Regions from separate parts of the Homo sapiens genome. Here region 2 is linked to region 1. Evidence: read pairs that join two places in POLR2A ChIA-PET (ENCODE). Cell type or tissue: endothelial cell of umbilical vein. All regions are shown on one strand. Links, peaks and the distances in the headings refer to the core of each region. The heading gives the core; the rest is flanking DNA.

Region 1 (5,354 bases), core at 141-5,140:
ACCCCCCAGGCTCAAGTGATCCTCTTGCCTTAGCCTTCCCAGTAGCTGTGACTGCGGGCGCATGCCACCATGCCTGGCTAATTTTTTTTTTTTTTTTTTTAAGACGGAGTCTCCCTCTGTTGCCTGGGCTGGAGTGCAGTGGCACGATCTCGGCTCACTACAAGCTCCGCCTCCCACGTTCACACCATTCTCCTGCCTCAGCTTCCCGAGTAGCTGGGACTACAGGCGCCCACCACCACGCCCGGCTAATTTTTTTGTATTTTTAGTAGAGATGGGGTTTCACTGTGTTAGCTAGGATGGTCTCGATCTCCTGACCTCGTGATCTGCCCATCTCGGCCTCCCAAAGTGCTGGGATTACAGGCGTGAGCCACTGCGCCCAGCCCGCCTGGCTAATTTTTTGATGTTTTGTAGAGACGGGGTCTCACTGTGTTGCCCAGGCCAGTCTCAAACTCCTGGGCTCAAGTGATCCTCCTGCCTCAGCCTCCCAAAAAGTTTTCTTTTCTTTTCTCTTTTCCTTTCTTTTCTTTTTTCTCTTCTCTTCTCTTCTCTTCTCTTTTCTGTTCTCTTCTCTTCTCTTCTCTTCCCTTCTCTTTTCTTTTCTGAGATGGAGTCTCGCTCTGTTGCCCAGGCTGGAGTGCAGTGGCGTGATCTCAGCTTACTACAAGCCCCACCTCCCGGGTTCACACCATTCTCCTACCTCAGCCTCCCAAGGAGCTGGGACTACAGGCACGCATCACCATGCCCAGCTAAATTTTTTGTATTTTTAGCAGAGACAGGATTTCACCGTGTTAGCCAGGATAGTCTTGATCTCCTGACCTCATGATCCGCCCACCTCGGCCTCCCAAAGTGTTGGGATTTCAGGCGTGAGCCACCTCGCCCGGCCATTTTTTTTTTTTTTTTTTTTTCTGACAGTCTCGCTCTGTCGCCCAGGCTGGAGTTACAGTGGCATGATCTCAGCTCACTGCAACCTCCATCTCCTGGGTTCAAGCGATTCTCCTGCCTCAGCCTCCAGAGTAGCTGGGATTACAGACAGCTGTCCATGTCTGGCTACTTTCTGTAGTTTTAGTAGAGACAGGGTTTCACCATGTTGGCCAGGCTGGTCTTGAACCTCTGACCTCAGGTGATCCACCAGCCTCGGCCTCCCAAAGTGGGAGTGAGTCATTGCGCCAGTCACTGCTTGTTTTTGTAAATAAAGTTTTATTGGCACACAGGAACATTTTTTACATGTTGTCAATGTCTACTGTGGGGGCTGTAACCGCCATGCTGAGAGGGTTACAACAGAGATCCCATGAGGTGGGAACATGTACCATCTGGCTTTTTACAGAAAAATATCTACTCTAAGGTGACCTCCTGGGGGGCAGGAGGCCAGCAGGGGCTTGGGTGGAGGGGAAGTTTCCCGGGAGGCGCCTCTCCGTGGCTGATGAAGGGCCTGTGCCGCCTGCCTACCCTTTGCGTGTATGAGATGCAGGGATGGGGCCGGCTGCGCCTCCCCCCTCCCCTCCCCTTCAGGGCGGCAGGAAAGCAGCTGTTGGTGTGGAGACAAGGCCCCAAGGCTCTGCCCAGCCCACCTGGCTCCCCGTGCATGGGGACACCTGCACGACACTCCTGCTTCCCTGCCGGGCCTGGTGGCGGCTGGGGGGCCTTCCCTGGGCAGCCTCGGTGGTGGGTGCCAAGTGTGTCTGGACCCCACCTGAGCGTGGCCTTCTCATGCTTCACAAACCCATGCCTGGTTGGTCGTCTGGGTACAGAGTGGTCCTGCCCGCCGTGGCTTTCTTCCGGCTGAGGGTGTGGCAGGCCCAGCTCAGCCGGGCTCAGGGCTTGGGGACAGCAGGGGACTCCAACTCTGATGGAGACCATGGGCAGGAGGGGGACCGGCTGCGTGTCCAGCAGAGGCTGCACACGGGACAATGTGCCTCCGCCCCAGGCCCAGGTGACCAAGCTCGGCGAAGAGGTGAGCCTGCGCTTCCTGAAGAGGGAGGCCAAGCTGTGCGGCTTCCTGCAGAAGAGCTTCCTGGCCCTGGAGAAGGTGGGAGCCTGCCCGCGGCTGGCCTGCCCTGCCCCCCTTCCCAGACGCAGACCTGCAGCTGACAGTGGGGTCTCCCCACAGAGAATGAAGGCCTCGGAGAGCTCACGGCTGAAGCTGGAGGGCAGCCTGCGGGGCGAGCTGGAGAGCCGGTGGGAGAAGCTTCGGGGGCTGATGGAGGAGCGCCTGCGGGCCCTGCAGGGGCAGCATGAGGTGGGGCCGGGCGGGCGGCGGGCAGGTGGGGCCGGGGCCGGGGTGCAGGTCTCAGGGCGGCCTCCACCCCCTGGCAGGAGAGCCACCTCCTGGAGCAGTGCCAGGGCCTGGATGCTGCCGTGGCCCAGCTGACCAAGTTTGTGCAGCAGAACCAGGCGTCGCTGAACCGTGTCCTACTGGCCGAGGAGAAAGCCTGGTGGGTGTCCTGGGGCCTCAGGTGCTGTCAGGCGGGGGGACCCCTGATGTCCCACTCAGGAGGGGGCCGCAGTGGCCGACTCAGCAGGGAATGACCTTGCCTCCCCCGAGCAGAGTGCTCGACCCCGAGGGCTGCAGCTGGATGGTGCGAACCCTCCTCCCTCCTGTGGGGCCTCCTGTCCCTCACCCAGCCTGCCCTCCCTGGGGCACTCAGCTGTGGCCATGGGGAGGGAACCCCTGTCTTGGTGGCCGTGGGGAGTGAACGCCCATCTTGGTGGCCATGGGGAGTGAACCCGTGTTGGTGGCACTGTGACCGCACCCCATCTTCCGATCCCAGGGTCTCCTGGGAGGTTCTGGAGCCAGCAGCCAAGCTCCCCTCCCTGGCCCAGGGCTGAGAGGTGGGCAGGCTCCACTGAGGGTGTCTATGTGTCCCCAACCCCTAGGGACGCCAAGGGGCGCTTGGAGGAAAGCCGGGCTGGGGAGCTGGCCGCCTATGTGCAGGAGAACCTGGAGGCCGCACAGCTGGCTGGCGAGCTGGCCCGGCAGGAGATGCATGGAGAGCTGGTGCTGGTGAGGGGGTAGCGCAACATGTCCCCAACGGGGTCTCCCACGCACACGGGATGGGCGCTCAGCCAGGCCTCCCCGTGCCCACCTGTCCCCTGCAGCTCCGAGAGAAGAGCCGGGCTCTGGAGGCATCCGTGGCGCAGCTGGCCGGGCAGTTAAAGGAGCTGAGTGGCCATCTCCCGGCTCTGAGCAGCCGGCTCGATCTGCAGGAGCAGATGCTGGGCCTCAGGCTGTCCGAGGTGCGCCAGGCAGCGGGCGGGGGCAGGCGGGGCTATGGGGAGTCCCCACCCCTCCAGCTCTCAGCCCACCACTGCCCCCAGGGTAGAGGCCTGACAGGCCGGTCCCAAGCCTCCCGTCCCACCCAGCGACTGTCCCCAGGGCCTGGGAGACCCCGAGCCCCAGAGACTCCTGTGTGGGGCAGGACAGCCGCTGAGCAGCCTCGGCCCAGCATCTGCAGCCCGTGAGGCCCGAGCTGGAGCCTCGGCCCACGGCCCGGCCATGCGGGCAGCTCACGGCGGGGCAGACAAGCGGCCTCCACCCCTCGTGCTCTTGTTCACTGTGTAACAGCTCTGTTGAGATGGATTCACTCCCCACACGGTTCACCCGTGAACGTGCACAGTTCCGTGTGTCTATTCACAGTTTCAGAGCATTCATCCTTCAGGAAGAACCTCAGCCCCATCCGCACTCATTCCCATCCCCACTTCCCCTGGCGACCGCTGGGCCCCTCCCTGTCTCGGGGGCTGCCTGTTCTGGACGTTTCCAGGAAACAGAGCCACGCACGGTGCGGCCGCTGTGGCGGTGACACCCACGGGCATCCCGTTTCCCGCTCCTCGGGGCCTCGTGCGCAGAGCTTCACCCCTTCCACCGCGGCGTAACGTGCATTGCGTAGGCGCCGCCCCCCGGTTCCCGCTCATCCACCGACACGCGAGCGCGGCTGCAAACGTGGGCGACACCCTGCGTTTCGGGGCTGGGTCCCACCGGGGCCTGCCCTGCCTCCCTCGGGCACCTGTGTGGTCGGAACAGCCCCCACGGGCCCTCGGCTGCCCAGGCCCTGCCTTGGCATGTGTGTCTCCAGAGCGTGCCCGGCCAGGCCATCCCAGCCGCCTGCAGGCCTGTGCACAAATGTCTCAGAGCTGGAAGTGGGGGTGGGGGCCGCCTGCTCCCCAGAGCTCCCCGTGTCCGTCTTTCCATCTGTCTGTCCCCCCTCTCTTGGCTTTGTCCCTCACTGGGCATCTGTACCCCAGGCAAAGACCGAATGGGAAGGTGCAGAGAGGAAGTCCCTGGAGGACCTGGCCAGGTGGCGGAAGGAGGTGACCGAACACCTGCGAGGGGTGCGGGAGAAGGTGGATGGCCTCCCCCAGCAGGTGGGCGAAGGCACAGCCAGCCTTGGTGTACTTGGGCCTTGGAGGTGGCGTGGGACCCTTCTCCCTGCACCTTGTCCTCTCCCCTCCTCCCTCTCCCTGTGTGGGTCGAGGCCAAGGCTGGTCCTAGATGGCGCCCTGGGGCTGCCCGCCGCTCCCGGCTCTGTGTTCAGATAGAGAGTGTCTCCGACAAGTGCCTGCTTCATAAGAGCGACTCAGACCTCAGGATTTCCGCCGAAGGCAAGGCCAGGTACAGCCTCCAGGCCCTGGGAGAGGGGCAGGGGCTCTGCTGACCGTTACTGGGCTGGGCCGGTCCCCACGCTACTCTCCACAATCCCCTGGTATCGTGACAGACCTGTTCCCCCTGAGCCCGGGCCTGGCCCAGCACCGGGCTCACCCTGCCACCCTGGTGCAGCCTCTGAGGCGCCTCCAGCCCCTCCCTCTACCCCCCGTTGGGGACCCCCACCTTCCCCACTGGAGGGGTGACAGGGCTGAGCCCCCTCGAGCCTCCTTAACCCTGTGGTGGCTGTGGGAGTGGCCTTTGTCCCCGGTCCTGGCCCTACCCCCGAGCACACCCGACAGCCAGCCTCGGCCTCTGGTGCCCATAGGGAGTTCAAGGTTGGGGCCCTGCGGCAGGAGCTGGCCACGCTACTATCATCCGTGCAGCTGCTAAAGGAAGACAACCCTGGGCGGAAGATCGCGGAGATGCAGGGCAAGCTGGCCACGGTAGTCCTGGGGCTGCCCGCACCCAGCTGGGAGAGAGGGGGAGCCATCAGGTTCAGACGGGGCAGCCGTGCGGAGAGGCAGGACCCCCAGCCTACGGGGCATTTTCCAGCCAGCAGGAGACGCTCAGAAAACCACCTGTCGGAGGCCAGGCGGGGTGGCTTACACCCATAATTCCAGCACTTTGGGAGGCCGAGGCGGGTGGATCACCTGAGGTCAGGAGTTTGAGACCCGCCTGACCAACATGGAGAAACCCTGTCTCTACTAAAAATACA
Region 2 (5,354 bases), core at 197-5,196, 730 kb before region 1:
CCCTCGAAGCGGCAAGTCTCCAGGTGGGTCTCGTAAGTGTCCTGGTTCCCGATGAACGTGCACCTGCGGGGACAGGACAGCTGCCTGCCTGGCGGGTCCCTGCCGGTGCCTCCCCATCCCCAAGAATCCCCCTCAAATGCTCCAGCCCTGTGGCCGCTGCACCCCAGGTCCAGCTGCCCCCACCCACACCTGCCGTCCTGCCCCTCCTCCCCATCCAGCTACCCCCAGTCTGCTTCACAAGTGAGATCCCATCACGTCACCCCCGCAGAGCTCTTCAAGGGGTCCTCCCTTCCTGAGGATAAAACCCACGCTGCTTGGCAGCCTCCCTGCCCACCTCCCTGCCCTGAAGAACTGGGCTCCTGCCTCTCCTCCCACCCCCACCTCCCTCTCCAAAGCTCTCAACCCCAGCATTTGCTCAAATCCGCCCATGCTGGGCCGGCTGCGGGAGCGTCCACGCCCGCCTTCCTGGACGCCCTCGGCTCCCCCTCTGGGTTTCCAGGGCCTTGGGCCTCAGAGAGGATTACAGACCCCGGTGTGGCCCCAGCTCCGGCCTACCTCCCCGGGACCAGCAAGCGGGCAGCTCTCAGCGGAGCCTGTGGAGGGCCTGCGCCCACCCCGGCCCACCCCCGCCCGCCCCCCACTCACCCGTACTTGGAGTGGGGGCATTTGATGTGCTCGCACTCCTTGAGGTGGGCCTCCAGGTTCATCCTGAGCAGCGGGGGGCAGCTGGGGTTGTTGGGACACCGCACAGGCCTGTAGTCACAGCTGCCCTCGTGGTCCCTGTGCCAGGGCGGGATGCGGGGAGGCCTCAGCCAGAGCCCTGAGAAGCAGCCCCCAGGGAGGCAGAGGTGCCCAGGGAGGGGCACTTACTTCCGGGCGCTGAGCTTGATGGTGAAGGGGCACCCTCGGGGGTCCACCTCAAAGATGGGGGGCTTCCCGCTGCCCGCTACCCGGCAGCCGTGCCGGCAGTGGATGAAGAGCTCCCCGATCTGCTCGGCCACCGCGATGTTGTTCACCACCACGGTCAGTTTGACGTTGTCCACGGGACACTTCTCTGGGAGAGGAGGGCGTGCTGACCCTCACGGCCTGCCTGGCACACGCTCCCTCACCCGGGTGGGCATGAGCCTCTAATGGGGGCCAGATCTGTCCATCTGCGCCTCTGAGGCACGCAACATGGGAACGGGGGCACAGGTGGGCCACCAAGAAGGAGCAGCAGGTGCTGAGGGAGTGTCACCTGTGACACTCAGCTGTGCCCGGAAAAGTGTGGGGTGGGGCCAAGAGGGCAGAGGGCAGAGTGCGGAGAGGCAGGCAGGAGCGGGCGCCGTGCGGGAGGACGACAGCCTCGCCAGTGAGAAAGGCCTCCCCAGAGGGTGCCAACCCTGGCATGGGGAGCCTCGGCCCACACCCACTGTGGGGTCTCTGAGTCTGGACACACTGGAATTTGGGGTGTCCCCACTCTGCTCATGGAGGTCCCGAGCCTCAGCCTGAGCGTCCCTAGGACGGCTGCAGCCCCATCCCAACCCCAGCAGAGGCCAAACAGGGCCGGACGCTGTGCAGGGGACAAGGGAGAAGCCGCCCGCCTCTGCTCGGCAGCCATGGGCACGGTCGGCGTCAGGCCTGGGCCGGGGCACAAACCTACCTGACTTCAAGGCGCATCTCCTACAGAACGTGTGCTGTGGAGGCAAAGGGCGGGCTTGAGGGTGGCGCAGGGTCCTCTTTTTCCCTAGTCCATGGCCATGGCAGCCACAGGCCTCGCTGTACCCCAAGCCCAGTGCAGCCAGGACAGGCCTTGACCAAGGCCAGGGCGCCACAGCCCCGGCCCCCGAGAGCCCTGGGGTCCTGTGGGGGCCTCTGGCAGCAGGGGGGCTGGGAAGGGCGGCGGGCTCACCCCACACGTGGTGATCACGGGGTCTTTGAAGACGCTGCAGCAGAGCTGACAGCACAGCTTCACCGAGGGCTGCTCCGCAAACACCAGTGGCTCCTGGAACCAAGCGGGAAAGGCAGGCGATGGCGGGAGGCCACCCTCAGCCCCGCCACCACCCAGGCACCCAGGCGCTCTTGCTCCAGGCCTGGCTGTCCTCTGAGGACAGGGTCACGTCCTGAGAGAGGCCTGCTTAGAGCTGGGGGGCTTGATCGGGGCCCAGGAGGGAGAGCGAGGTCTGTGGCCCCAGAGGCAGGGCCCAACCCCGGAGGATGAGTTCAGCCGCCCAGCCTTGGCCGCCCTCGCCCGCCTCCTTCCTGGGGTGAGACTAGAAAGGGCCCTGCTGGAGCCCTGTGCTTCCCGCTGCCAGTTCCCGGGCAGCCCTGAGAAGGGGGAGTGGGGGAACATGCCCAGGGGACCCGGCCTGGTCCCTCGAGTCCCCACCACGGACCAGCAAGCACTGCAGTTCCCGTCAGGCCCCAGCCGCCCTCTCCCTGTGAGCTGGGCGGGCATGGCGGAGGGGAAGGTGCCTCCGTGCCACGGCTGCGGTGACAGCCCTGGAAGCCGCTCTGCGCCGAGTCCCCCACACCTACCGGCTCCTCCTCCTCCTCGGGCAGTGAGAATGTGGAGCGCAGAGACATGCTGGACTCTGAGTGCAGGGAGCGGACAGAGATGGCGGAGTCGGAGCGGCGGGGAGTGCTGATGGGGGGCTGTGTGGAGGGAGAGGCGCCTGTCGGGGGGCTCCGCACGGGGTCAGAGCCTCGGGGAGGACAGGACCCAGCCCGGCGGAAGCGCGAGGGCAGCAGCACCCCTGGGGCCACCCCGGTCCCTGCGGGTACTCTCCTCGTCCACGGGGGCCGTGGGTGGGCGTGGGGAGCTGATGCAACCCAGGTCCCTGCCTGCCCGCCTGGGCGGCCTGGGCCGGGGTGCTGGGCTGCCCGCTCACGCCTGCCACCTCTCTTTGTGTAAATGGAGAGACTTCCTGCTATTCAATTCCATATACCCGGGCTGCTTCCTGCTTCCCGTGGGGGAATGTGGGCCGTGAGGGGGCACCTCCACCAGCCAATCCTGGACAGCCGAGGCCGTGACCGCAGGATGGAAGGGCCAGGAATGCTGGCAGGGAGCGACGGCTGGGCTCCAGGTGCCCCCCGGGCCTGGCTGCTTGTCTGGCCTTGCTGGTGGGGGACACCAGGCCCAGCTGGGAGGCTCAGAGGGAAGGCAGGGCCAGGCCCCCAGAGAACCTCGGCTGAGCTTCCCGAGGGCAGGAGTGAGGGCCACAGGTGCCTGCCTCTGGCTGAGCCACCGACAAGGGAGCCTGGGGGAGGGGCAGACACTGTCCCTTCCTCCCCTCTGGCCTGGAAACCTCCAGAAGTTTCCAAGAGCCACACTGCCCAAGGCTTCTCTCCTGGTGCTTTGACTGCAGAGGGGCCCAGCTGCTGCTCTGCCGAGCCTCTGGCCCCCTTCCCGGCAGCCTGGGTATGAAACCCACAGAGCACAGAGGCAAACCAGTCCCAAGGCCGGCGGGGGGCATTGTGTGCCATGTACCCACCTCCCTTTGGGTCCCAAGGGCCCGTCTGCATGGAAGCAGCACATGGGGAACAGAAGGGAGTCAGAGAAAGTGAGTCACAAGGCCCCACAGCAGCAGAGGGAGCCCCAGGGGCGAGAGCAGAGCAGGAGCTGGCACGGGAACCACTCTCCCGGGCCTGCCCAATACTACCCCAGAGTCTCCCACCCTCTTGGGCGTAGGGGCTGACAGCAGGCAGGCCTGGGGGACGGGGGAAGGGCAGGAGGGGGACTCCCTGTGTGGGCCTATCAGCAAACAGAGAAGGTACCCGCCTCTCTTGAAAGCCACCGTGACCCATGGGGATAGCAGGTGATTATGGGAACCACAGACATGGAGGACTCGTGGCTTCGGGTTGTGGAGACCGAGGCAGGCAGAGGCCCAGGGGACGGGGCCCAGACATACCCAACTCGCCCTCGGCCTAGCACAGCGCCCGGCACACAGGTGTGTTTGTTCAATTAATTAAAAACTTCTTTTCTGGCTGAGCAAGGTGGCTCACACTTGTAATCCCAGCACTTTGGAAGGCCAAGGAGGGGGCAGATCAGCTGAGGTCGGGAGTTCGAGACCAGCCTGACCAACATGGAGAAACCCCATCTCTACTAATTCAAAATTAGCCAGGAGTGGTGGTGCACGCCTGTAATCCCAGCTACTCGGGAGGCTGAGGCAGGAGAGTCACTTAAACCCGGGAGGCGGAGGTTGTGGTGAGCTGAGATCACACCATTGCACTCCAGCCTGGGCAGCAAGAGCAAAAGTCCGTCTCAAAAAAAAGAAAAAAGGAAAAAAGAAAAGGCCTCGGTCCCAAGAGGGCCAGCAGGGCCGCCACACCTGGTGTCCAAGCACTGGAGAGAGGCAGCTGCCAGAGAGGCCCCACACACCCCCACCCCCTGCTGGGCCAGTCCTTCATGCCCAGGGTAGAGTTGGCCTCTGTCCCCTGGGTAGGCCCAGAGCCCAGCAATGAGCGCCATTGACCAGGATGGCAGGGAACGGCCACTGAGACCCTGGCCACAGGGCTCAGGTACCAGCAGCCAGCCCCCGACTGCCCTGATCCTTTCTGCACCTCACACAGCCAGCAACAGGGAATTCTCCGGCTCCCCCAGCACTTGGCGCAGGTTCCGCAACCCCCACCCCATTGCCTCTGGTGTCCCCACAGCTTAGGTCCACACACCTTTCCCCCCGCCTCATCAGGACCCCTCCTCAAACCCTGCCTGGACCCAGCAACCCCGCTCATTCCCTACCCAGCAGCAAAGGAAGCTTTCAAAGCATGTATTTTATTGTGCTATCCTCCTGACTGAACTTTCTGTGGTTTCCACCTCCCTTAAGATGGAGCCAAATATGCCTCATCCTGGCCTGCAGGTGCCAGGCCCTCTGACCCAGCTGCCCTCACTGGCTGCCCCCTGCCACCCACAGTCCAGCCACAGGAGCCTCCTTTCTCACAGACTTGCCATGTCTGCCGAGGCCTCAGGGTATCCACAGGTGCTCTTCTTCTCCTGTGCCTCACCAGCTCACTGTCAACTCCTCCTGGGACCTGGTTCCCCCAGGAGGGAGGATGGGGGGAGGCTGAGGCTCACACGGGCTCCTGGGGGTAGGGACCTACCATGCTGTCCTCCTCGTCCCGCGGGGAGTAGGCAAGGGTGCTGGAGGAGGAGGGTGTCCTGCAGTGCTGCTTGTAGGTGCTGGTCCCGTCAGCTGCAAGGCAAGAGGGCTGGCGTCTCAGTGGGGGCTCCCTCAGCAGATGTGGGGGAGGTGGGGCCCATGCTGGATACCCGACCCTGTGGGTCCCCTGTAGCTCACAGCCCTCCCCAGGGCCAGGCAGGCAGGAAAGCATGCAGGGATGGCACGGGGGAAGCTTGGGTTCCCTCTCAAGGTCAAACC

The links. Peaks named below come from ENCODE experiments on the same cell type or tissue, not always from the same donor. Only the 100,000 strongest peaks of a DNase experiment are listed, where the experiment ranks them.
Region 2: POLR2A ChIA-PET joins it to region 1 with 8 read pairs; 5 of 35 experiments call an interaction of 5 or more read pairs at or near these places.

What each region holds. Positions count from the first base shown.
Region 1 is chr16:1,435,697-1,441,050 of GRCh38, reverse strand. It overlaps CCDC154 (coiled-coil domain containing 154), which reads left to right. Exons shown (of 17, transcript NM_001143980.3): 7 at 1,925-2,026; 8 at 2,108-2,236; 9 at 2,314-2,432; 10 at 2,875-3,001; 11 at 3,097-3,234; 12 at 4,240-4,359; 13 at 4,530-4,606; 14 at 4,965-5,082. Among named protein-coding and RNA genes, the nearest start is that of CCDC154, 6.2 kb to the left of the region's middle. In endothelial cell of umbilical vein, for the core only: no CTCF peak of the experiment used is centred there; no DNase peak of the experiment used is centred there.
Region 2 is chr16:2,167,891-2,173,244 of GRCh38, reverse strand. It overlaps TRAF7 (TNF receptor associated factor 7), which reads right to left. Exons shown (of 21, transcript NM_032271.3): 4 at 5,077-5,168; 5 at 2,515-2,631; 6 at 1,889-1,981; 7 at 1,640-1,673; 8 at 871-1,054; 9 at 646-780; 10 at 1-63. Among named protein-coding and RNA genes, the nearest start is that of TRAF7, 15 kb to the right of the region's middle. In endothelial cell of umbilical vein, for the core only: no CTCF peak of the experiment used is centred there; DNase peaks (open chromatin) are centred at 2,444 and 2,984; H3K4me3 peaks cover 2,719 bases; H3K27ac peaks cover 2,719 bases.